Linked DNA regions of Mus musculus: all the other regions are linked to region 1. A link is a loop called in an ENCODE intact Hi-C map of the cell type or tissue named here. Cell type or tissue: heart. All regions are shown on one strand.

Region 1 (5,000 bases):
CTTCCTAAAATTGCCATTGCTCTGATCCTGGAAGATAGGATGAGCCGGATATTGTGCGCTTTCGGCTCCTGACTTAAACCCCTGAAGGAAACACGAAGCTCTGAAGTCTGGGGGACCCAGATCCTGCAGCTTTCGTGAGCAGCCCTTGCCCAGTGGACTCAGTACTGCAAGAACTGTGGCCCTCCAAGCTTTTAGTTGGGAGGCGGGTTGAGGCGGGGCAAGGCGGGGCTTTTCTTCTCAATAACTCCTCCCTGTATAAATCTGTCCTTGTTTGAGACAGCACTGTGCATGTCCTTCTTAATCACAACTCTGCTTGACCTGTCCGGGTATTATGCTCCTGTGCTGATGTGTGCCTCCTCCCTCGGCCCTTACAGAGTAATTAACGCTGCTCCGTTCCTTTTCTGCCCGCTGCCCCCATCACCTTCTGTATTTACTCAAGTCCTCTATTTAATACACTTCCATGGTCTAACTGCTAGAGTTTGCTAGCCCTACCAAAACACACCGTACAAAAAAGTAAGCTGCCTCAGGCCACTTGGTAGCAGTAGCAGGGAGGGCATTGCACACACAGGCTTCAGGCTCCGTGGGTGTTGAAAGTTAGCGTTTGCCCATTTCTGGGATCCAAGCCAGCCTCTAATGTGTTCATCTAGGGTTGCAGTTGTCTCTCGTGACTTCTCAAACTTTGGTGGGATGGAGTGCTGTGTAGTTTGGAGAGTGGCACCCTGAACCTAGGAGTCAGTGTGGATAGAGTGACAGTCATTGATTCCAACCCCTGACCCCCTTGTCCTGACCTCAGTGTTGACACATCACAGTGGACTGGCTATCTGGGAGAGCTGACCCCAGTGGGTAAGACACCTTTACCCTTCCCACCACACTGCTTATTCAGACCAGTGAGAGCAATGGAATGCCTTGGGCTTGCTGGGTCCTTCTGCCCAGGTTAGACCCTCTTGTTCGGGCAAGAATGCCACAGCTGGTTTGCTAACCACACTGCACCCCCAACCCCCAACTTCTATTTCCACACAATTCCCTAGGATCTGGGAGTGAGGACAGGTAGCCTGCAATGGTTGAGTCCCTGTGAGCTAAGCCTGATCCGCTTCCCAAGCGGCTGGAAGCCCAAGGCACTGCAGCAGCTGTCTTTGCCACAGACCATCCTGATAATGTTTAACCATCATTGCCACAGTACCCATTAGACTGGAACATTTTCTTACAGCCTGCTTTACAGAAAGGTCCTGTGATTCTCCCCAAACCAGTTCAAAAGGGAAGGCAGCTGACAGGGGGGGGGGTGCTTTGGGGTGGGAACCCATGTCCTCAGAAGAGTCTCAGGCACTGTACCCTGCTCATCCAGGAGGCTGTTCACAGGAACTCTGCTGACGCCAGAGCTCGGTCAGAATTTATGGTTTGAGCTTAGCTTTGGCACAAGTGTTAGCCTGTGGGCGTATTTATTTTTTAAGTTTACAATTACAGGTTTTCTTTTTCCAAGGCCCTGCCCCAGAAGTTATATAGATTTTCTTAAAGGCACAAAGCCTCTTAGAAAAGAACTATCAAAGAGAGAAGTGTTTGGTTTAATTGTAGATACAGCCCATGGTGAGAGAGAGAGAGGACAGGCTGAGGTGGGAGAAAAAAAAAAACAGAACAGGAGACCTAGGAATTGAGGGAGGGGTTTGAGAAATTTACAACCCAAGGCAGTGCGATACTGGCTGGGGGTAGAGGAACAGGTTTTTTTTGGTTTGGTTTGGTTTTCTGGTTTTAGCCTAGGACTGTGGTTAAACTCAGGATGACCTTGAACTTGTGAACCTCCTGCTCATAGCTCTGGAGTGCTCACAGGAGAATGTCACCCCAACTCCAAGTCCATCAGCTTGGGGTGACGAGCACTCTACCAACTGAACTATCTTCTCCATCCCAAACAGACTTTGTTTTAAAGAGACGGGAAATGACCAGAAGTACTGAAGCTTTAGAGGTTCAGTTTATATGCAAAGATTGAATTCCTTTTAAATCCCTAAACATGTTTTATAATGTCAGTGTCACTTTTCCAACCACATGAGGTCTTCCATGAAAATGTACCCCAGATTTCCTCCTGTACCCGATGCTAAAAATACTAAGGCGGGGACAGTTTTCCCTTCTAGGGTTGTATTAAATATTCAGTTTTACACTGAGACGCTTTCCTCTGCGTGGCAGATGTGGCCTACTCTACTCTTGAATGTTCTTGGTTCTTATTCAGGGGATGCGTGGAGGAGCCATTCCATTGGTAGGCACCTGGACCAGACCTTTTACAATATAAACATGAATTTTTTTTATGTATTTTATATGTGTGAGTGCTCTGTCTGCATGTACACCTACCTGCATGACAGAAGAGAGCATCAAATACCATTACAGATGATTGTGAGCCATTGTGTGGTTGCTGAGAATTGAACTCTGACCAGGCAGCCAGTGATCTTAAACTACATTTCATTTGTAGGAAGGAAGCGATCCTTAACTGTGGAGATGACCAACAAAATATGTGGGGTTTTTTGAGGACAAGCCATAATAGGACCTGCCCATTCAAGTTGACTAGTCACTCTCTTGTATGAGAGGAGGTTAAGTCTATTGTTCCCAAGAATCATAAACCAGGTCACAGGCTATCCTGCTAAAACACTCCCCCCTAGTGGAAGTCTGGAGTGCAACCAAGCTACCTTTGTTCTTTGTACACAGAAAGACCTTATCCACCCACCCTCAGAATGGAATTGTGAATGGGACAGTTCAGACTGGGGGCATGCACTTGGCTTTGGTTTCAGAATTCATTTTTATTTTCATAAGTCTATCATTTTAAATACATTCTCTCCAGTTCAAACAGCCTATGTGCTGGGTTAGTCCAGGGCTGAAATGGAAGAAACACAAATTTGAGAGACTAGTCTAGGATGCATAGCAAGCTCCATTTTCAAAAGCAGAAGATGTTTTTGCTGAGAACCCAATAATAGGAACAGCCAGGGTAAAAAGTAGGAAAAAAGTAGAATTAACCACAAAGTAACCTTATTTTTAAACTGGACTTGGCTTATTCTGAAAAATACTTGCCACACAAACTTGAGGACCTGAGTTCAATCCCTAACCTAACAACCGTTAAAAACAGAAAGGAAGGAAGGAAGGAAGGAAGACAGACAGACAGACATGTGTTAGCTCACGCCGAAAATCCCACCACTGTGGGAACAAGATGAAAGAGGACTGAAGCTTGCTGGCCATCCATTCTGTCCAATCAGCAAGTTTCAGGTTAGTTGAGAGACTCTGTCTCAATAAATAAGTAAATAAATAAATAAATAGAAAGTAATTGAGGAAGACCCAAGGTAGATAGTGACCTCTGATTTCCAAACACACGTGCACACAAGACACATCCATGCACACACAGAATTGCTCACAAAGTAAGCAATCTGAGCATCCTGTGTGTCAGTTGTAGTCTAAAGTAAATCGAAATCCATCCCATAGACACTCACTGTGATTCCAGAAAAAGAGCAGAGATGTTTTCCTCTGAGCATAAACGGGTGATGTGGGTGGGAATGTCCCCACTTGATTGCAGGGATGCCCTAAGCAGGTGTGAGGTATAAGTGTCATGTCTGAGGCGGCTCCTTTTCCCCATCTGAGACCTGCCTTGATGGCACATGACAGAGTGAGCACGTGACACTAAGGAGGAATGACAGGCATGTGAGTGGCCTTCTGGCTTATTCTACCACAGCCCGGAAAAGTCTCAGATTAGCTGCATGCATTTCAGCTGCCTCGGGCAGTGGTGAGAGATGTGGCGCTCCTAGGGCACACCTGTGCTTGCCTTGAAGCGGTGACTCTTCTCTGTGGAGCTCAGAGGAAGCACTGAGCACCCTTAGAAAACCGGACATTAAGTCCTCAGCCAGCTTCCATTTCATTGTTAAAATCATTAAGTCTTTGTTCAACCCTGTTAAAGAAAGGGTAATGTTCCTGGTACTGTTTGTGGGGTTTTTCCCATGTGGGCTTGTTCTCCTTCCTTCCTTCCTTCCTTCCTTCCTTCCTTCCTTGCTTCTTCCCTCCCTCCCTCCCTCCCTCCCTTCCTTCCTTCCTCATAGCCTGGGCTAGCCTTGAACTTACTGTGGAGCCCAGCCTGGCTTCAAACTCCTACCTACTTTAGTTTCTGAAGGTCTGAGATCGCAGGTGTGCACCAATATGCCTGGCCTTGGTGTCATCGATGTTGGCCATGGTTCCCTCTTTTTAAGGTCACTGAAAGCTGGTGGACTTCCCATGTCTGTTTCGCTATGGGGGGTGGGGGGGGTGTAGACAAGTGAGATCAAGAAATCACTGTCCTCAAAAGATCACTCACCCTATAGATCCCAGTCCCCATGCTCACCCACAGCCCCTCAGAGCCGCTCACCATCCCTCCCCACGTGCCCCTGGCCAGGTTTGTGTTCAAGGTCCTCCCCATGTGTTGCCTACAGGTGCAGGAGCATGTTTGGTTTCTGGCCTCTACCTGGAGATGTGCCTGTGGACCATTCACACAGAATCTGCATGTGGGCTCATTTTCTGTGAAACTCTTTGAGGACCACATTTGGAAGATGGGGGGGGGGTGTTCTTGTGTATGTTGCATGTTTGTAAAAAGCTCTTTGCACTGGAAAGATAACCCTTACAACTTGGCTTCCTCAACCTCCCTAGTGCTGCGAGTCTCTGGAATGCACGCCCTCTCTGTCTGCACTGCCTGAGTCACTCACACCTTCCTGGGGGTGGGGGCAGCTGAGTGTACGTGGGCGTGATGGTGGAAGTCAGGAGTTCTGAGGCACGAGAGCCCATCTGCCTTCCTTGGGAGTGTGAAGGCTGGTTTGGCCTTTATAACTCCAGATTCAAAAACTCCTCATTAGGTTTAGTATCCAGGATTCAAGGGTGGGTCTGGCCAAGTTCCATTAGAGCCCTTGAGAAGGGCTTGCCTAGTGTCACCTCGTCTGAACCTCTCTCCTGTCTGCTTGCTTACACAGACAGCCAGTCAGACACAGACACGTTGACCACCCCAGGTGAGGTGC
Region 2 (5,000 bases), 490 kb before region 1:
CCAGTCTACACAGTGAGACTCAGTCTCTGGAAAAGAAAGAAAGAAAGAAAGAAAGAAAGAAAGAAAGAAAGAAAGAAAGAAAGAAAGAAAGAAAGAAAGAAAGAAAGAAAGAAAGAGGGAGGGAGGGAGGGAGGGAGGACGGACGGAAGGAAGGAAGGAAGGAAGGAAGGAAGGAAGGAAGGAAGGAAGGAAGGAAAGAAGGAAGGAAGGAAGAGAGAGAGAGAAAGAAAGGAGAGCTATTGGGCTGCTTCTAGAAACTTGGCAGGAATTTGACATTGGGACAGGACATAGATGTGGGCTCACATATCTTGATGATCCTGATAAGCCCCTTGAAACAGTGATCGTGAGACTTTGTTTATTGCTTTGTTTGTTCCTCAACCTATAGCTGATCTTATTCTTTGCATGTACTTAGAATGATATAAAAGCAGGCTGGAGAAAAATAAACCCGCTTTAGCCTTAGCACTGGTTGGAGTCATGCTATAATGTTGTCTAATTGGAATCAAGTTATAATGTTGTCTGATTGGAGTCATGTTATAATGTTGTCTAATTGTCTTTTTCTTTTCAATCCCCACTCCCTCCCTTGAGACCCGGTTGACTGACTGAGCTGGCTTGGTCAATAAATAAAAACCGTCTGCCAAGGCTAGCAGATACAGATTGGGACGCACCAAGTTTGGGCCCAGTCCACAAGGGGATTCCGTCTCCATGTCCCTTAGCTCCTGGTAGTCCTTACACAAAGTCTGTGCAAAGAAACCCTCTCGTAGAGCTCAGCATCTCTCATGACCATGTGCAACAGTCACTTTATCCATTCTCTTTAGGCTTCCTTTAGGTTTTCACGTTGCTGTGGCTTAGCTGTGTGTCACCCAAAAGGCTGCTGTATTGGAAGCTTGGTCTCCAGCTTGAGTTAATAATTGAAAGTGGTGAAATCTTTAAGAGGTGGATCCTGATAGGCAGTTAAGCTGTTGCATGAGGTTATTAGATTTTAGGTGGTTGCTGGTTTGGTTTGGTTTGGTTTGGTTTTTGCTTCCTGGTCACTAGGAGACCGGCAGCTTCATCAGCCACATGCTCAAGTTCAGCAAAACCAAGTGACGATGGACTGAAATCATGGACCAACGTAACCTTTTGCTTGTTATAAATTCATCAGCTCGGGTGCTCTGTGATGGTAATGGAAAGCTGACAGATACACAGATGGTGGTTAAGTGCCGTGTGCTTGTAAGGAGGTTCTAAGGATGTGGCCTTGGATCTGAGCAGCAATGTCTGAGAAAGCAAAACTCATGAGGTAACCAGTCTGAGGACAAACCTGGAATCTAGTCTTCAGCATTGCAAGTCCGATTTCTAGCTTAGTGGCTCAGGGCACTGAATCAGGCTCTTGGCAGGGGTTTTGCACAGCATTGACCCGGCACCCTGTGAGATCAGAAAGGGGAAGTGCTAGGCTGAGACCCATGCAGAGATGAGATGCTCTCATGAAGGAAGTGGGAGGAGAGCTGGCAGCTTGAGGGAGAAGCCAACTTACTGAGAGATGTTTTGTGATTTAGAAAAAGACATAAGGCAATTTTTTTTAATTGAAAAAAAGAGAAAAAGAAAAATCCATTGGTGAGAAAAAGACCAAAATGTACAGAGAAAGAATCAAAGGGGGAGGGGGGGTCATCGTTTCAGAGGAGATGGTCAAGGAGGGTAGAAATCCAGCCATGGGAAGATGTTTATTTTCTAAGAAAGGAGAAGGAGGCAAACTGGGAAATGTGGAGAATGTCAAGGATGGGGGCAGGAAATGCAGGAAGCTCGCAACAGATGGCCTCAATCTTCTAAGTGAGAAAAGAGGCAGCAGTTAGCTGGGTGCCGATGGGAGACTGGACTGGAGGCGTCCCTAATGGCCACGGGGGTCTGGGCTGGGTCCTAGGCTAGCCACAGCTGCACTTCTCAAGCCTGCCTGTAAACGGAGTGGCGAACAGTGTGGCAGTGCAGATTTCCAGACTTCTCCCTCGAGACGTGCATTCTGCAGAACTGGGGTGGCCCGAAATCTATGTCATCAGGTTGGGCTCGGAGAACACTTGCCTCTTTAGAGAAACTGGCCAGTGTGAGAACCGTTGCTCTCAGGAGACCCATAAACAACTGGGAAGCGCGACCCTGAGGGATCGCTTTGAATCCCTGCCTCCGCCAAACTCCTCCACCAGGAAGCTGTAGGGAAGAAAACCAGAGGTGGGGGTTAACTGTGTGCCTGTGTATCTATCCAGGAGGGAGGAGTCTAACCAGGTCTGCCCTGGAAGGCGAGGTATATCCGGAAGGGAGTGATCTAGCTAAGGCAGCAGAGCCTAGCAAATAGGGTGTGGCCTGGCCAGGGGGGTGGAACTGAGTCAGAAGGCAGAAAACATGGTCTCTAGCACGGGCGGCGAGGGAGTCCAGTGAGGGATGGTGTCTAGCCAGGAAGATGGAACTGAACCAAAGGAGGACAGACAGGTCTATGAAAGAGAACGGTCTCTCCAGAGTGTTGTGTTTGGAAGTCTGGAATGTTGCATTCACCATGCTTGACCTTGGACCACCCATAGCAGAGACCAAAGGCAAGAGAGTTCTGCTAGGCTATGGGCAAAGTCAAGACAGAGGAGCCAGGAGAGATGGAGAAGTGGGGAGGAGATGGAATCTCGGACTTGGGGGATGGGATAGGCAGGTAGTCCCCATCAAGCGAGGGAGGGCATACCCCCATGAGCACACTGCTTAGATCAATTGCATCTTGCTAAGGTAGAAATTTAGTGTAGGGGGAAATTAGATTTATATGGCAATAAACACATTCTACTGATTTGTAAGAAATGGAGAAAAAAGTCACCACCACCACCAGGCAGCATCAAAAGCTCGCAAAGATTTTTCTGAAGCTGTTTCCCAAGATTCATGTCTTTCTATGATGAGGCCCGTTTAAGAAAACGAGCTGAGACGATCCTTTGGCTTAGGAAATGGCTACCTGGCTTGATTCCGCAGACCTTTGGTGGACCTCCTTCCCAGCACCTCTGCCTTATGGCCTCAAGAGGGCGCTGCTCCACTTCCTAAACTCCCCAAAGGCAGCTGATGCCCTTGGGAGGCCTCGCCCTCAGTGTTCCTGCAGACATTTAAAGGGGAACACGCACAGAAAGAGACAAAAAATACAGTTTAACGCCTTAGCCTCTTACACGTGGTCCTCACAGGAACAACGGTAACACCAACTAGGAGCTTGCAGAATACGCCACGCCCCCACCACTGCCCCGACAGGCTTCTGTTTGAAATTATCAACATCTTAACGAGGTTCTCCTGGGACCTCTCTATACAAATCCACTTTAGAGAAGCAATGGCCTCGCCAACAAGGTGCTATTTCTTGATTATCTGCCCTTTCTTCTCCCCACCCCCCACCCCCCAACAACTTGGGCACTGCCTCTATAGCAGCCATCCCCAAGAACATTCTCTCAGACCTTACCACAGCTTAAACTCAACATTTAGTCTGTCCTTTCCAAGAGGAAGGTGCTTCATTTTAAGAAGCTAGGGTTTTGTTTTGGTTTTTTGTTTCTGTTTTTGTTTTTTTCTTAAGAATTATAAAGTTATTTTTGCTGTGACTTTAGTTACTTTTCTTGTGGCTGTGACAAAGTATCCGACCTTAAAGACACACCTTAAAGGAGGGGAGGTTTATTTTGGCCCATCTTCAGAGGACAGTCCATCTCCACAGGAAGGCATGGCAGAGACTCAAGGTAGCAGATAATCTTGGATGAGGTACAGAGGTGGACAGGCCTAAGACAGGACTGAGCTGCAATGCTCCAGGCCGGTCCCCCCTGCCCCGTCCTCCAGCTGGATTGTAGTTTTCAAAGGTTCTAAAGATTCCTCCAACAGCTGTGGGCCAAGTGTTCAACATAGGAGCCCGGAGGTGGGGGGAGTGGGCATGGCGGGGGATATTACAGGCTTAAACTATAACAAACCCCAAAACTGAATGCTTCAAAATTAACAGCATTTCTCTATCTTCTGGCTCCTATGAGCCAGGAATCTAGGTGTGGTTTAGCTGGAGACCTCTGACAGAGGTTGCAGTCTGCATAGGTTTGGGGCCTTAGTCATGCAGGGCTGTACCAGAGGGCAGCTCGTGTGAATTCCAGCTCACTCACCGGGAAGTCAGCAGGCTTTAGGACATCACTACCTCACTTCCCTGTCACTGAGCCATCCATCACTGTTAGCCATTGTCCCTTAGAGCAAGAATGCTGCAAGGGCTGGGGAAGGGACCCAGAAGCCAAGCAAAAGAAACAGGACATAAAAGCTTGGAAGTACCCTCCCATCAACTCTGACACACGCTCCTGGTTAGGTCTGAGTCATTAGGCGCAGCCCAGGCTTAAGGGGAGAGGATAACACAAAATCCGAAATTCCAGGAATTGGGGCTCACAGGACCATCTTTCAGGGAGTGATGTCACAGCTAGAGCCATGCCTCAACAAGGCAACTGCATCAGCACACAAGAACGTGACCTTTACTGTCACAGCCAAGGATGTCCTACAACCTGTAACAGGACATTGATTCTCCTTTAACCATGGCTTCCCAAGTGACTGTACATTAGAATATCCAGGGATCTAAAAAGAGCAAATGCCCAGGTCCTACCCAAGACCCTTGAACCAGGCAGGTGTGGGCCATTTGTTTGATTTTTCTGTTTCTTTTAAAATCTCCAGCCTGATTCTTTTGCACAGTTGGGGGTGAGATTAAAAAAAAAACCCAAATGATAAATAATTGTTGGGCCTGTGGTGATAGTCACTGAGGGAGAAGATGTAGGGCCTGGCAGCTTAGATTTCTGTGAGAGACCAGTTGGGAAAAGGAAAATAATCTAGGGAGATAAAGAGGAGGTGGGGGAGGGAAGGAGAGGGGGAGGGGAAGGCAGAGGGGAGAGGGAGCAGGAGAGGGGGAGGGGAGGAAAGGGGGCAGGGGAGGAGAGGGAAAGGGAGAGGGAGAGGGAGAGGGAGAGGGAGAGGGAGAGGGAGACGGAGAGGGAGAGGGAGAGGGAGAGGGAGAGGGAGAG
Region 3 (5,000 bases), 480 kb before region 1:
TAAATAAGGGTAACTATTTGGGAGTCTTGTGGGTGTCACATGGCATGCACACCATTTGAGAGTGTACCCGTTTGCCGGGGCTGCATAACAAATACCACAGAGAGGGCAACCTAAAACAGCAGACAGCTATGTCCTCACAGCGCTTGTCTAAGGCCAAGTCATGGACTGGCTTGCTTCCAAGGCTTGTAGCTGATCTCCCTGTGTGTGTCAGAGTCCTAATGTCCTCCTATAAAGGTAGGTTGGATGAATGCCTACTCAAATGACCATTTTAACTCAATTTCACATTCAAATGGTCTGTCTTAATACGCAGCCATTCTACGTTATAGAAGTGGAGGATCAAACCTTGTGCATATACATTTTGGGGCTATAACTTAGCCCACAACAGAGGCTCTTATCTAAACATGCAGGGGAAAGTGGATCTCTGCATGGTGTCATTCCTAGGAACACAGAAGGTGGGAGCTTTCCCACAAGACTGGAGGATAGCCCTTGCCCCAGGAGTAAAGAGATGTTCACACTCTTAGGGAGTGGTCCCTTGTGTGTTTTTCTCCCCTGAAGCCTCCCACTGGCCCTCTGGAAGGGCAGAAAGGAAAGAGATTGCTATCAGAACCAGAGGGGCTAAAGAGAATTACTGAGAAAGGGAGTAAAGAAAATATATATGGGGAGCAGGGGGTAGCCGAGGGGCTGTAATCTGTAGTTGACAGTGAGAGAGACAATGAGACCCAGATATAGCTGAAGGCTCAACCTGAGGAGAGAAAGGAGTCTAGGCAGGGAACTAGAGAGGTGAGTAAAGAGATGACTCCCCCTCACTCGAAAGTCTCTGCCAGGTTGATTTGTGGCAACAGTTCGCCCTTCACCACCCTGGGAACTCTTCCGTGTATATATATTTGTTGCCAAGCAAGAAGTCAGAGGTCTGGGTTATATGTCCCTGTCATCAGCCGAGGAGAGCCAGGGACAGGGCTCCATCTGTAGCATCCAGGTTCTTCTTGCACACTTCTACCTGGTACAGTAGGGGCCCTTGACTTTGCACAGAGAATTTCAGCCTGAGCCGGTACGAAGCAGAGTTGGAGTTTATTCAGAAGAAAAATATTAACACAGATTTCAGCACAGGGGCTGAAGAAAGAGGGTCATCTGGGGACAGATGGGACACACCCAGGAATGGGTGGGGGCTTCTTAAGGGACAGTGTTGCTTAAATGTCCAGCAATAGCAGTCTATAGTATTTGGGTAGCTTTTGGAATTACGTTGCTCAGAGGGATTTCTTTATCTCCGTATAGATCATGAGATTACAGAGGGGCTCTGCAGGTGCCTGGGACAGGGCTGCAATCCATTAAGGCAAGGCATGGGACTAAGGTTGTACAAGAAAGCAAAGGCATATCTTTTAGGTAAATGAAGGGACTGGGACGATCCTTGGGAGAGTCCTGGAAAACTGCAAGCTTGTAACTGAGAAAGGACTAGTGAATATATACTGGAATATAAGTGAATATACTGGAGGTCATATATGCATTGCCCTTAAACATGATGTTCCGACATTTTAACGGTCTTCTTTGAAATATATATAAAGTACATAAAGGTAACACTGTCTCTGTGTAGGCGGCCCCCCCACCCCACCCCAACAGTAAATGTCAATCCTGTTGGGATCCTTGGCTTTAGGCTGTTGAGAGACATTCCCATACCATTCAGTTCCCTGTCGTCTTCTCTCCTTTCTCCTCTCTGCGTTCACTCAAGGAAAGCCTAGAGGCGAGTGGGCAGGGAGCTTCTCCCAGTGCCCATCAAGATCTCTCCGCCACAGGCACACTGGCAGAGACTCTGTCCCGGTGCTTTGCCATCAGTCTTCTTGGTCCCACAGTGCCGCTTTACGCACCTGTGACTCTTGGGCCCTCAATAAAAACGGAGTAAGAGTAACCCAGATGGAACGTCATATCTCAGGGTTATTGATAGGAAATTAGATACTGATAGCTTAGAGGGTAGATATCTGCCCAGCCCTAGTGTTTTAAAGGTTTATTATAACTATATATATAAAAAAAAAGATTATAAACTTGCCAGTTTAAATAGATCTAAGTCCTTTGCATCGGATGGTATTTTCCACTTAACTCTCCTCTGGGGGGCGCTGGAGTCTAGTTAACCCCAGGAAAGCTGGCAAGTATCTGGCATCTGGCCTCTTCTGGTTTCGTGACAAAGGTGTACCCGTTGAAAGAGCAAGGCAAACAGGCCGCTTTGCCAATGGGGTGGAGATAAGGAAGGGGCAGGCCCCTCTGAGTCTTTACGTGCACGCAGTGGGCAAAAGTGGGGAGGCCTTCCTGGGAGCCAACAGAGTTCCACAGGGAGAATCTGCTGGGAACTGGAGCCCCTGCCTCATATGGCCTGACCCCCTACCTCCCACCCTCTTTTCGGGGCTGCTCTCTTGGCCTGAATTAAACTCTCGGTGTGGAAATCTGTTAGGGAACAAGATAAATGCCAAGAAGGCAAGAGAGGAGAAACACAGGGTAAAATGACAGGGAGGATTCTGCAGCCTCCCAGCGCTCCCAACTTGGGGCTCAAGCACACATCGCCACCCTCCCCTGCAGCCCACACCAGCAGGCTGGGGTGAAGACCTGAGGAAGAAGATAGGCCAAACAGAGGCTGGAAGCTGCCCTGGAAGAGAGAGGCCAGGCCCAGAGTCTTGAGAATGTTTTCTTTTCGGGGAGATGCTTCGAGGCGTGCAAAAGTGAACAGTGACAGCTTGCAGGAGCCCGGGCAGTCAGGGCTCAGCAGACAACCCTCTGAAGGGGGCGTGGGGTGGGGATGCTGGCTGGCTGTGGCAGCATCGGGCGGGTCACTGCACAAAATGGTTTTTATAGCTCTATTTGGCTTCACAGTCCTCAAACATAGACAAGCTGGAGGGCGGGTGGTTTTAAGATCCACTTGTGTGCCATTAAAGCACCCAGATGGGAATTCTAAGGGTTTCTGTACTCCCAGCTTCTTAAGCAACAATAGGAAAAAGCCCAGAAAAACAAACACAGTCGGAACATCAGGTTTTCTTTGTTTCCACTTAAAAAAAAAAAAAAAAAAAAAAAAAAAAAACCAAACACCCTCCCCAGGCACGTGCACCTTCCACCAAAATGTGGCATTGACTTTTAAAATACAAACAAAAGGCAGCAGAAACTGTGGGTGGAAAAGAAAAAAAAAGAGCTGTGCTATCCTGGGATGTTCCAGCTCCACTTCTACTGTGGAAGCCAGAACAGAGATCTTCCATACGGACTGCAGAAGCATGGAAAAATCCGAGCCACCATGTTCTGTAGATGTCTCATGAAGCATTCGCAGACAGCATCTCAGGTCATCCACGTTCACTTTTAGATCAGCTAAAGGGTATGCCAGATTAGCAAACACAACTGCAAAATTCGGGGTCCCAGAGACAAGAGGAACCCTTCCCCGCTATGAATTATGACCCTTGCTTGCAGAGTCTACAACTGTCCTGATGTCTGATTGCAGCCAAAGGCCAGACTACCCAGGAGCATGCAGTGACATGCAGGTTCAGGAGCTGCCTGTATGGGAAGGTGTCAGCAAACAACCTCGCATCTGGGTCCTACTTCATGGCTCTACAGAGCCAAGCCTCGAAGATGCTGAGCAAGGGGAGTAACAGATGTTCTCTCTCTCTCTCTCTCTCTCTCTCTCTCTCTCACACACACACACACACACACACACACACACACACACATGCACACACATACACACAAAAGATCCATAACACTGAAACATTTGACAATATTCAGCAGCCATGTCCTGAAGTCTGGAGAAGCCAGCTTCCTTTGGTGATGAACAGCAGTGTGGAAGTGTAAGCTGAATAAGCCCTTTCCTCTCTAACTTGCTTCTTGGTCATGATGCTTTGTGCAGGAATAGAAACCCTGACTAAGACAGTGTGAACCAGTGTTTCTATTTGCTTCACTGTCCCATCACCTAGTTTTGGGCATCCCCTAGACAATCACCTAGTTTGGGGGCAGATGCTCTTGGCTGACCCTTGGCCTTTCAGATAGATCCTCGGATTCTGGGTGTCGTCTTCTTTGGAGGTATATGGTTTAAAGTGAGAGGAGGAGAGGAAACCGTTTTTTAAAAAGCCACTCTTAGTCAGTGAGGAAAGAAGCTACCTGCACCACAGACAGTTTAATCCAGAGTTGGCGGTGGACAGAAGACCCTTGCACTTGTCTCTGGGAAGCTGCCGGGCCACTATCAAAGGTTCTGTTGCTGGAGCTTAGTCATGGCCTCATATCTAGCACCCCGTGGAACCACAGCTAGAGGACACATGGTGAAGATCTGTTCAGCTGTGTATAACTCTACACAGGGCTTCTCTTCTCCCCTAGACAATCCTTTAGTGCTTGGTTTATGACCCCCTCATCTTTCCCATTGTCAGGGGCTGAGACCGTTGTCCAGAAATCCAAAGAGCTGACCCATAGCCCATCAAGTAAGAAAAATCTCAGCCTCGTACTGACAGTGTGACAAAATGACGATCTGTGGAGAGAAAACAGGAAAACTGCACTCGTGGGTCAGTTGGGAATTCCCAGCAGTTTCTCCACTCCTGAGACATATGTACCTTGGGACTGTTAACCTATGATTACACAGATGGGGCTGGGGTATGAGCCAGTGTGAAAGCTATCCAGCTTGCCAGATGGGGCTGGGGTGTGAGCCAGTGTGAAAGCTATCCAGCTTGCCGTCTAATTGAAATGTTCAACAGTTTCTGCTTCCTTTCCAGCTCTGATCTTAACACACACAAATGACAAGATGGATTGAGCCTGGTTCCTTATCCCCAACTGGGGTAGCAAGCAGGGAAGCACATGACGATGTGCAAAGATGAGCCGTTGGTCTCCCAGTAAAACATGAACTGATTGAACCACTGCCTGCGGTTTGCTGATCAACAGGCCCATTCACGGGAGTAAAGTCTGCCCCTGAATGAGCCGAAGGACTGGAGATAAGCAGGAACATAAAAGGGGCGCTTTCCTTGACAGCCCAGAGGGCACAGACTTAGAAAGTC
Region 4 (5,000 bases), 510 kb before region 1:
TGTGTCGGAACACAGCTACAGTGTACTCATAGAAATAAAATAAATCTTAAACAAACAAACAAACAAACAAACAAACAGAATCCTCTGTGTGTATGTGTGTGTTTAAAACACACACACACACATATATATATACATATACACATACATATATATATGTGTGTATATGTATTTGTGTGTGTGTGTGTGTGTGTGTGTGTGTGTGTGTGTGTGTGTGTGTGTGTGTGTGTTTGTCTTTTGAGACAAGTCCTCTCTTTGTAACCCTGGCTGTCCTGGAACTTGCTCTGTAGCTGGGCTCCAACTCAAAGCTTTGCCTGTCAAGTGCTAGGATTAAAGGCACAACTGTGGTTTTATTTTATTTTAACTTGGCACCTTTGTTTTATTTTGTGAAAGGGTCTCTATGTAGTTCAGGCTGACCTCCTCCTCACCTGGTAGGCAAGGATGGCCTTGAACTCCTGGTCCTCCTGCTTCCACTTCTGGAGGGCTGAGATTCTAGGTTTACAGTGCCTGCCTAGTGTTGTATATTTATAACATCTGCCACTTTGGTCTAACCCCATTTCAAGCTCTCAGTGGCCACAGGAAGCTGGTAGTTGACACCACTTTGGATAACACGTGACTGGAGGTTAAGCCCTATAGATAGCAACAGTAACTGCCAATCATTACTTTCTGCTTACAATGTTGCTGTGTGCTTCCCGTTTGCCTCCTACTCCGGGCTTTGGGTGCTCATCAGACTTAATCTTTGTAGCAATCCCTGATCCAGGGACTATTTAAAATCGATACTGTAGGAAACAGTCTCACAGACTAAGAATTCACCTATGATAGACACAGGAAACTGAGCAGCAGAGACAAGACTACAGCCAGACGCCCAGCTGGAGTCTTCTCGCTTCTTAGCATTGCTAACCAATCAGCAGACCTAGAGAACTTGATAACTCTAGGTTATCAAGGACACACCGAAAATACATATATTGACTGAATGTATCATGAACAACATAATCAAAGAGGCTTACGTTTTGACTTCATTTTGCTTTTCCAGGATGCACTCTGGCCAAGCACCCTACCACTGATCTGCATGGCCAGCCCAACCCAAATGCTTTGATGTGTAAATTCATGTTTTGAGAGTGGTAAGGATAAGCTTACCCTTTCGGAAAACACCCCTCCCCTTTCTGCTCCTTTTCTCTCTCTGACCCCTTTCTCCCTCTCTCCCCTCCCTCCCTCCTTCCCCCTCTCTCCACATGTTCCTGGCCAGCTGCTGCTTTCTTCTTCTTCTTCTTCTTCTTCTTCTTCTTCTTCTTCTTCTTCTTCTTCTTCTTCTTCTTCTTCTTCTTCTTCTTTTTCTTTTCTTCTTCTTTTCTTCTTTTTCTTTTCTTCTTCTTCTTTTTCTCTTCTTCTTCTTCTTCTTCTTCTTCTTCTTCTTCTTCTTCTTCTTCTTCTTCTTCTTCTTCTCCTCCTCCTCCTCCTCCTCCTCCTCCTCCCCTCCCCTCCCCCTCCTTGTCCTCCTCCCTCTTCTTCTCTTCTCTTCTCTCTGCCTCCTCTCTTTCTCTGCCTCTACTCCCTTCTCAATTCCCCTTCTCATGCCCCCAAATAAACTCTATTCTATACAAGAAAGAAAGAAAAAAGCCCACCCCACCCCACCCATACCAGCACAGGGCTAGGAGACTATCAAGCCACAGAGAGGGCTGGGTTTATTATGTTCCCAAGCTCTGGGAGCTTCATGGAGGAGTAGCTTAGGGAACGTTGGGTTTCTCCAGAGTTGACAGACAGTTAAGGGTAAGAGAAGCCCACTGTAGTTTTAGTCCTCGTGCTTATATTTATCATTCAAGGATAGATGAAAGATGCCAATAAATACTCTTATCTAAAAGATAGTTCTTGGCATTTCCCTTTCACGCTACTAAGAACTTGTAAAACAGAGCTGGGGAGAGGTAATCAGGCTTCCGTAATTTACCCACCAAGCCCATTGCCCAGTAGTTCTCCAGTTCTACCAGGAGATGGCAGTAGTAATCAACGACAAAATCTTGTTGCTCGGCCTCCGGCAGCTTCTCATTGTCCTGTGGACATTTCCTGCATCTAATCTGATGCTTATGAAAACTATTTCCTCCTTTCAAAAGCACAAGCCCAAACAGAAACTAACCTCACCCTACAGATAAAGGATGTTTGTGCCTTTCCAGTTGTCGAATCCTCCCAACTATGGCTTGACTGTCAAGTATTTTCCCAGCAGCTACACGTTCGGTCCAGGAAGCAAAGCAAAAGATGCCGAACTTCCTCTGAGGGGCAGCACCCATCCAGCCACTACTGCGATCCCAACTCCGAGAAGTGGAGCGCGTGGAAGGATGCTGCGTGAATGACCAATTCTTTTTGCTATGAGAACGACTTTCCCAACACCCGAGCAGCTCAATCCAGATATTTGTCCAGATGCAGCACCCAGCTGTCTTTGAGCACGCAAACACAGGTTTCATGGCGTCCTTCTTGAGAGATGGCATTAAAATGGCTATTGCTGACACGCTGCAGAACAGCGGTAGGGCAGCTCAGACAGGGAAGGTTTGGAGAAGCCACAATGAAGTGTCCAGACAGAATTAAAAGTTTAGCGTGAGGGTGGGGGAAATCACATAATCAAATTAAGAAGTGATAATGGGGGAGTGGAAGGCAAGAAAGTCTCTATCCTTGAGTCTCAGCACTAGGTCGTGCTTAGAGTCTCTGATAGTGTATATGAAGAACCCTGAGGAAAGTTTAGAACATACTCGGTCTCCTTTCTCACCTGCAGGCAGGAAGCAGCTGGACGACCAGGGCGACTTGGCTTTGGGATTTGGAAAAGCAACGAAAGCTCTGGAAACTCCATTTCCTCATTTCCCTGCATGTTAATTAGAGATGGCAGTCCCGAACTGGCAAACGGTCAGGAGGCAGAGCAAACTGGCCGCCCAACGATGTTCAAGCCAGATAGTTAGAAACATAGATGATTGGACTTTCAATTTTGAAAACCAGACTTACAGAAATATTTTCAATAATTATACAAAGAAGTCCTATATACCTTTTAGAGGTTCTCAGAACAGTAAGATGAAAGCAGGATGCAATAATCAAGATCAGAAAATAACATTTACATGGGACTAGTATTACCTAACTTTCAGACCTTATTTAAGTGTTACTTGGTGTCCTTTTCTGGCTCAGGATGAAACAATGAATCTGTTGTCTGTGTCTCTCAAGTTCTCTTAAACTTGAAAGTTGCTGGGTCCTTTTTTTTCCCTCGTGACCTTGACACTTCCCAAGAGTACTACCAATCTTTTGATGAACTATGTCTTGGTTTGGGTGTGCCTGAGGTTTTCTCTTGATTAAATTCAAGCCAAGCTGTTGTGGCAGGAGTCGGACAGGAATGAGGTTCCTGTACATCGTATTGGAAGGCTCTCGCTGCTGACTTAGCCATTACTAGTGATCATTTTGGCCTCTTGCTTAGGATGGAGGCCAGCAAGGTCCTCTGCCGTAGTGTTACAAACTGTGTAAGTGTCTTGATCCTTAGCGTACCTTTGCCCTCTAATTTTTGCATATTCATAATCTCTACCTAAAATAATTACTACCCTGGTATTTACCAAATGGCATTTTTATTGTTATTGCTACACAGATTTGTACTTGAAAAATACATTCTACTGATTCTGGGATGTGTTTTGTTTGTTTGTTGGGGAGTTATCTCACTGAAAATTGGTCCCCAGGCTTTGCAAGCAAGTGAGCTACCACCAAGCTACATTCCCTGACTTCCTGATTGCTTTATTAAATATGTGGAGAAATATTGTGCCTCCCAGAATGTTTAACCCATTTCCATTTTGTGTTTTTATTATTTTACATAATGTTTTATTTCATGTCTTAATAGGTCTTATAGGACATTGAGATTATTCCAAGTGTAGTGCTAGTTTGAAAACTTACTGGACATTCATTTAAGCCCAAAATCTTATTCCATCACCTGTAATATTAGCACCTATGGAGAAAGAGAGAGAGAGAGAGAGAGAGAGAGAGAGAGAGTCAGAAGCCCTACCCTAGCCCAGAATCAACTATCATTCCATACCGTCCCTCCCCCACCTCACACACCCACCAGACTTGCTAAGACTTCGTTACTTTAGCGAAGAATGTCTGAGACCCTCTTCTCTCTGCATGAAAATACATCACAGCACCCCTGGAGAGCTTCTCAAATTCTGTTCCTGGGGGGGGGGGGTGGAGGGTGACGGGTAGATTCCAGTCTCCCCTAGAGCAAGCCTTTCCTTTTCTTGTAACCGGAGAAAAGTCACCTGCTGTCTTGGATAAGCATCACTAAGGGGTGTTGATTTCCACAGCACCAGAAGCGTCCGATTTAAGGGAAGGGTTGAAACAACACTTCAACCGCAGGAAGAAGGGCCTGCCCAGGTCTGCGGGGAGGTAGGAATTTACCAAAGCCACCCAATGAAAAGCCACTGGTGATGAACACCGATTTCACACCTATTACCTAGGGGGATGGTCTTTAACCAGTCCTGGTGTCATTTGCAAGTGAGCTAAGCAGATATCATTCAGCAAGCTCTGCAGTGTGGCAACCGAGCTCTTACGGGAACTTGTATTGTTTTCCAAAGCCGGGTAAGAGTGTGTCTGCCTTCACGGACTCCACGAGGCAGGAACAGAGCAGGACAGCTCAGCTGTCGGGGTACAAACTGGAGTAATAATAACACCTGTGCGAATGTGGCCTTCTGCGCCTTGCACTCTGAAGTAGGTATGGAATGTGGTTTTTAGAACAAGGAGGTTCAAGAGTGAGTGTGATTGCAGGACCCCGCCCCCTCAAAAGCCCAGGGGGGAAAGTCTGTGCTAGCGGGAAAGCCTTGTGCATGTGGGGAAACTGAGCCACATGCAGAGTGGCTACAGGACTGATGAGGACTGGAGGGACAAGACGGAAGATTCAGAGAAGCCCAATCTATTGCTGAGAACCGAGGGGTGTTGTGTAGAGGAGTGTTGGTGTATATTCATGATACATTGCAATGGCTCGCACAGGAACATCTTCA
Region 5 (5,000 bases), 400 kb before region 1:
TCAGCTTCTGCCATGAAGAAGCTTTTTCATCCCGCCCTCCCACCTTCACGATGCTCTGTCAAGAGAATGGAGCCAAGCAGCCACAGACTGACGCCTCCGAAGCTGTGAGCATCAGCAAATCTTCCCTCAAGTTCTTTACATGGGGCACTTTGTCACCACCATAAGACTAGCCAATCTACAGGCCAGATGCCAGCTCCTCCGGAATAGTTTCCCATAAGCCCTTTCAGCCCGCGTTAACTGACTGACAGGTGTCCCCATCACCCTCTTTCTCTGGCAGGCCTATTTTACACTATAATATTGTTCTGTTAGCATTGCAGGTTCCTCATTAGGCAGAAATAATATCATAATCCTATGTTCCTTGCACATGATCCAGATGAATTCTCCCTCTATTCCTGCTTCTCACACGAGCTGGTGCACACACACACACACACACACATACACATACACACACACACACACACACACACACACACAAGCACACGCACACGCACACACACACACCACTGCTACTACACCAGTAGAGACTCTTTGCCCCCCTTCCCAATAAAGGATATGCACTTTCCAGGGGGGCTCAAAGGGTCTAATTCTGAAACATAAATAGTGTGTATATGCTGGATCAGTTCAGAATCTATTATATCCAAAGGAAAAATTGTGGATCTATTTCTAAAAGTTTCCTAGTCACTTCTGAAGATAAATTTTGCATTTAAGAAAAAACTCAGAGTAGAGAGCTAGAAAGATGGCTCAGCAGTTAGTTGTGCTTACTGTTCTTGCAGAGGACCTGGGTTCAAGTCCTAGCACCCACATGGCTACTCACAACCATCTGTAACTCCAGTTCCAGGGGATCTGACGCCCTCTTCTGACTTCCACAGGTACCACGTATGCCCATGATACACATGCATACATGCTGGCAAACCATTTTTTGTGCATAAACAAACAAAGCCAAATAAAGTAAATAAAATTAAAAAAGAAAAAACAAGTAGGAATAGGAGATGTAGCCCAGGAAAGTACATGCCTACCACCTTCGGGACCCTAGGCTGAACCCTTAACACTGTAAAAATAATAATAATAATAATAAATTTTAAATATTAAAATGAATCAGAAGCCAGGCATGGTGGTACATGCCTTTAAACTTAGCACTTGGGAGGCAGAGACGGTAAATCTCTCTGAGTTTGAGGCCAGCCTGGTTTACATAGTGAGCTCTAGGCTCCTCAAGGCTACAGAGCAAGATCACATCTCAAAAGACACAAAAAATAAACCACAGTAATCCTTTGCGTTTGCTGTCTTGCTTTATAACTGCATTGTCTGATATGAGCGTATTTGTAACTGCAGGTAACAGAACACTGAAAATTAGAGTCCTTGGAGAAATAGCAGCCACCTAACTCAGTTAGCCAATGAGAGCATGTAACAAGGGTACCAAGTCAACTGGGGCAGGACTGGCCTTCACCTTCAACACCACTCAGTGTTCGTATCTCTCACTGCGCAACGAGTTTTGTTTGGTTTTTCATTTAAGAAAAGCAGACTTGAGGGACCTGGGGAAACAGCTCAGTATGTAAAGTGCTTGCACGATCCCCTGCACCCCCATAAGAGCTAAGTGCAGTGCTGCGCCTGTGATCCCAGGACTGGGGATGAAGAGGCAGCGGGATCATTGGGGCTTGTTCCCAAGGTCTGTCAAAAATGGAGCTCCAGATTCACTGAGAGGCCCTCTCTCTAAAAAGTAAGGAGGATGGAGCTGAAGGTTTTGAGCATCAGCTGCTCATCCAGAGGACCTGGGTCCAAGTCCCAGCATCCAACATGGATGCTCACAACCATCTGTAATTCTAGTTCTTGGAGATCCAATGTCCTCTCCTGGCCTTCAGGGTCATCAGGAATGTATGTGATGCAAAGACACTCGAGCATGCAAAACACCCATATATATAACAATAAGTGTGTGTGTGTGTATGTGTGTGTGTGTGTGTGTGTGTGTGTTTTAATGAGGAAAGTAGTTGAAGAAGATGCTCAGTGTCACTCTCAGCTCCCCAGGCACTAACACATATGCAGAGGGACACACACCTGTGCTTGCACACAGAGAAGTAGATCTGAATATATGAGTGCCCACCGGTGGCCAGCCAGGGATGCTCTCTGCAGCCACACCTCAGTACAATGATCACAGCATGGGACATGGATGCCACTGGGGTCCATTCTGAAGGACAGCTCTGTTTCCTGCCTCTGGCCAGCATCTGTGGTCAGGCAAAGCTACGAGGAAATACAATGAAGGTCAGTTTAACAAAGACCCCAGTGTGGGTGAAATTTAACACCACAGGAGACAGACTGTGGGAGGAGGAAGAGGAGCCCAGAGCCCCAGGCTCTGTGGAAGAAATGGGGAAGGGTCAGAGAGGGAACTGGAAAGAAGCCTGATCCCACTGCAACCTCTACAGCCAGACTGCTGGAGACTTCCGAAAATGAGGCACACCAGGCACAGACAGTGGTAAGTGCTTGCCATTCTAGCTCCTTGGTATCCCGAGACTAGAAGAGGAGGAGGAGGAGGAGGAGGAGGAGGAGGAGGAGGAGGAGGAGGAGGAGGAGGAGGTGTCCAGCGTTCAGAGTTTAGGACCAGCCTACTTTTTTTACACAGTAAAAAAGTCTCTCTAAAAATATGTGTGAACATACACCACACACACACATGAGAGAGAGAGAGAGAGAGAGAGAGAGAGAGAGAGAGAGAGAGAGAAATACAGATACACAGAGACAGACAGACAGACAGAAAGCCAGAGAGAAAGAGAATGACACCCACTGCCCCGGGGGGAGGGACATCTGGCCACAGTAGGTCCTTTTCCAATGAGTGACATTTCCTTGACGTGTCTGAGCTGACAAATGCTCTGCCACAGAACCTGACAATGGAGCAGACTCCTCCTCCGAGGAGCGGATGCCCTCCCTGGCAACTGGTGGTTTTGGCTCTCACAGGTCTGGGGGAAACCACAAGGCTAGTTTCTGTTTAGTTCAGGCTACCGCTAGGTGGAGAGGGTGGCTCTCTTCCTGGCTTTTTCAGCCCCTGGTACATGCTGTCACAGGAGAAGCTTAGAGCCAGGATAGGGGCTATCTATCCCTTGGTCACGAATGTCTTGAAGACTGGAAAGGTTTTAATTTATATTTCCTCTACCCTTACTCCCCCTCCCCGCCCCCCAAGAAGCTTTTCTGGAGCAAATAAGGCCACATCGCATCAGTGTCCTGAGGAAGAGTCATGCAGATTGGGTGTACTCAGACCATAGACCCTCCAGGCATGTGGGAGTCGGGGGTGGGCAGAAGATGGGCAAGCCAGGAGTGTTTGCAGGCTGGGTGGGAGGGCATGTTAAGGGTGATCGGAGCATGAGGTCAGCTGCAGCTGATAGAGGCTGCTGGCAAGAATTGCTCTCCCACTCACCCTCATCGGTTGCCCATGGAGGCTGGGTGGTTTTGATGCACCCAATCAGCTGGTGGATCCATGTTATGGCCCCCTTCTTCTGGCATCACACTCATCTCTCTTTCATACTTCCTTGTACCCTGGCTTCCTCTTATCCCTCCCATACCTATGTGCACCCCCTCCTCCAATCTCCTTCCTTAGCCCCCGTGTCCTTGCGAAATAGGAACACACTGATGGTTGAGTGCACCCTGCAGCTGGCTCAAGGCTCCCCACCCTAATGGAGGACAAGCTACCTGTTGACCCCTATATCCTGATCTAACTTTCTGATACTTTGTTAGCTCGGCGTGAGGGCACCCAGAATAAAGTGAAACGTCACATAGGTCATATGCAGTTTTTCAGAAGCAAGTGGAGAACTGCCTTTCCTTTCTACCAAGTTTGGTTGTCAACCCTGATGCTGCTGTTAGCAGGATTGTGGACGTAATGGCTGCAGCTTGGGCAATCATTTTGACCTACGCAGTATGTGTCCAAGGGTATTTGCATGGCCCCGCCCCCATCACTTCAAGTCACTAATGAGTCTTTGAGAGACTCATTTGACCACAACCATAGTCTTTGGTCAGGAAGAACTTCGATCTAGTTGAAATGAGTCTCACCAAGTTTCACACCGTCTTGTTGCAGAGATTACAGTGCCCTGACATTTTACCCGCTTGGCTAGGCCGGGCCCATTGTGCCGATGTTCCTGCTTCTAGTCGCTTTCAGGCACAGCCCACAGCAGCACATTGCTCTGTGCCTTGCATCATGGGCCTCTCACCGTCTGCCCCGGGGCTTCCCTGTTGTGGAAGATCAAGGCGCCGTGGGACCCACTACCTAAGCAGGTACACTGAGTTCAGGTCAGACTTGTGGGGCCATGGGCAAGTGGACAGAGAAGGAGGCTGGCTGCTTCATGGGTGGCCGAGCACAGCACAGATGCCCCTGCAACTATTTCCTGGTCTGGCCTCCTCTCTCAGGAGAGAGCAGACTAAGTGTGCACGCAGACTCTGCCTATCATAACGTCAATCTGAGGAAGACTTGACCAGGCAGACAAATTTTCCTTCTCCGTGCTACTGTGGCAAGCCCCAGGGCTTTTTCTGGTGGTCTCACATGAAGCAAAGCAATTAGTTTTACTCATGAGAAGCTGAGGCTAGCCCGGTAATCATCCCCTTTTTTTATCCAGCATCCTGGACACTCCTACTAGCTTTCAGAGCTCTGCCGATTCCATAAACTTAAGACAGGGAGACGTATGGAGAACTGAAGGAACCCCATGCTGAAGAAGCCCCCTCCCTCCAAGAGAGCAATATTCGCTGTTAAGTGGAAGCTGCTGCTCTTTAGGGCTCTCTTACCTGAAGTCTTATCCTGCTGCAGATACACATCTCTTGGCTGCGAGTCCCAGAGCCCTCTCTACCCTGTTATTAAAATACTTCTCTTCCCTTTCATTCCAATTTCACTTTTCCTGGCTTGGCTGTATGAGGATCCATACAACATTCCTCCCAGGAAAGTCTAAGGGGCATAATTATCCCTCGACTTGCCACCCCTGCCTCCTGCACTTGCAGCCATGAAGAAAGGAAGAGGATCTGGGGTAGGTTAGATG

Evidence for each region. A loop is a pair of places that touch in the nucleus more often than their neighbours do. Peaks named below come from ENCODE experiments on the same cell type or tissue, not always from the same donor. Only the 100,000 strongest peaks of a DNase experiment are listed, where the experiment ranks them.
Region 2: a loop joins it to region 1, with 2.7 times the contacts of the local background. A loop is called at or near these places in 25 of 42 quality-filtered maps.
Region 3: a loop joins it to region 1, with 2.7 times the contacts of the local background. A loop is called at or near these places in 24 of 42 quality-filtered maps.
Region 4: it touches region 1 in a loop (8-fold over the local background); 7 of 42 quality-filtered maps call a loop at or near these places.
Region 5: a loop joins it to region 1, with 8 times the contacts of the local background. A loop is called at or near these places in 8 of 42 quality-filtered maps.

The regions. Positions count from the first base shown.
Region 1 is chr13:37,941,902-37,946,901 of GRCm38, forward strand. It overlaps Rreb1 (ras responsive element binding protein 1), which reads left to right. Exons shown (of 12, transcript NM_001177869.1): 11 at 4,956-5,000. Among named protein-coding and RNA genes, the nearest start is that of Gm52041, 22 kb to the right of the region's middle. In heart, a CTCF peak has its summit at 2,643 (motif pointing left); DNase peaks (open chromatin) are centred at 2,630 and 3,700; H3K27ac peaks cover 370 bases.
Region 2 is chr13:37,450,297-37,455,296 of GRCm38, forward strand. No RefSeq gene overlaps it. Among named protein-coding and RNA genes, the nearest start is that of Gm4035, 18 kb to the left of the region's middle. In heart, a CTCF peak has its summit at 1,920; DNase peaks (open chromatin) are centred at 1,435, 1,925, 2,285 and 3,035; H3K4me3 peaks cover 1,548 bases; H3K27ac peaks cover 3,082 bases.
Region 3 is chr13:37,465,790-37,470,789 of GRCm38, forward strand. No RefSeq gene overlaps it. Among named protein-coding and RNA genes, the nearest start is that of Gm40914, 19 kb to the right of the region's middle. In heart, a CTCF peak has its summit at 2,102 (motif pointing right); DNase peaks (open chromatin) are centred at 2,182 and 2,684; H3K4me3 peaks cover 716 bases; H3K27ac peaks cover 832 bases; H3K27me3 peaks cover 825 bases.
Region 4 is chr13:37,432,247-37,437,246 of GRCm38, forward strand. Gm4035 (predicted gene 4035) reads right to left here and starts at 2,875. Exons shown (of 2, transcript NR_167664.1): 1 at 2,750-2,875. In heart, CTCF peaks have their summits at 1,975 (motif pointing right) and 2,199; DNase peaks (open chromatin) are centred at 2,115, 2,245 and 2,795; H3K4me3 peaks cover 1,272 bases; H3K27ac peaks cover 872 bases; H3K27me3 peaks cover 561 bases.
Region 5 is chr13:37,538,945-37,543,944 of GRCm38, forward strand. It overlaps Lncbate6 (a long non-coding RNA gene), which reads left to right and starts at 1,192. Exons shown (of 3, transcript XR_382205.2): 1 at 1,192-2,464; 2 at 4,052-4,248. In heart, a CTCF peak has its summit at 2,985; DNase peaks (open chromatin) are centred at 2,967 and 4,147; H3K27ac peaks cover 1,520 bases; H3K27me3 peaks cover 278 bases.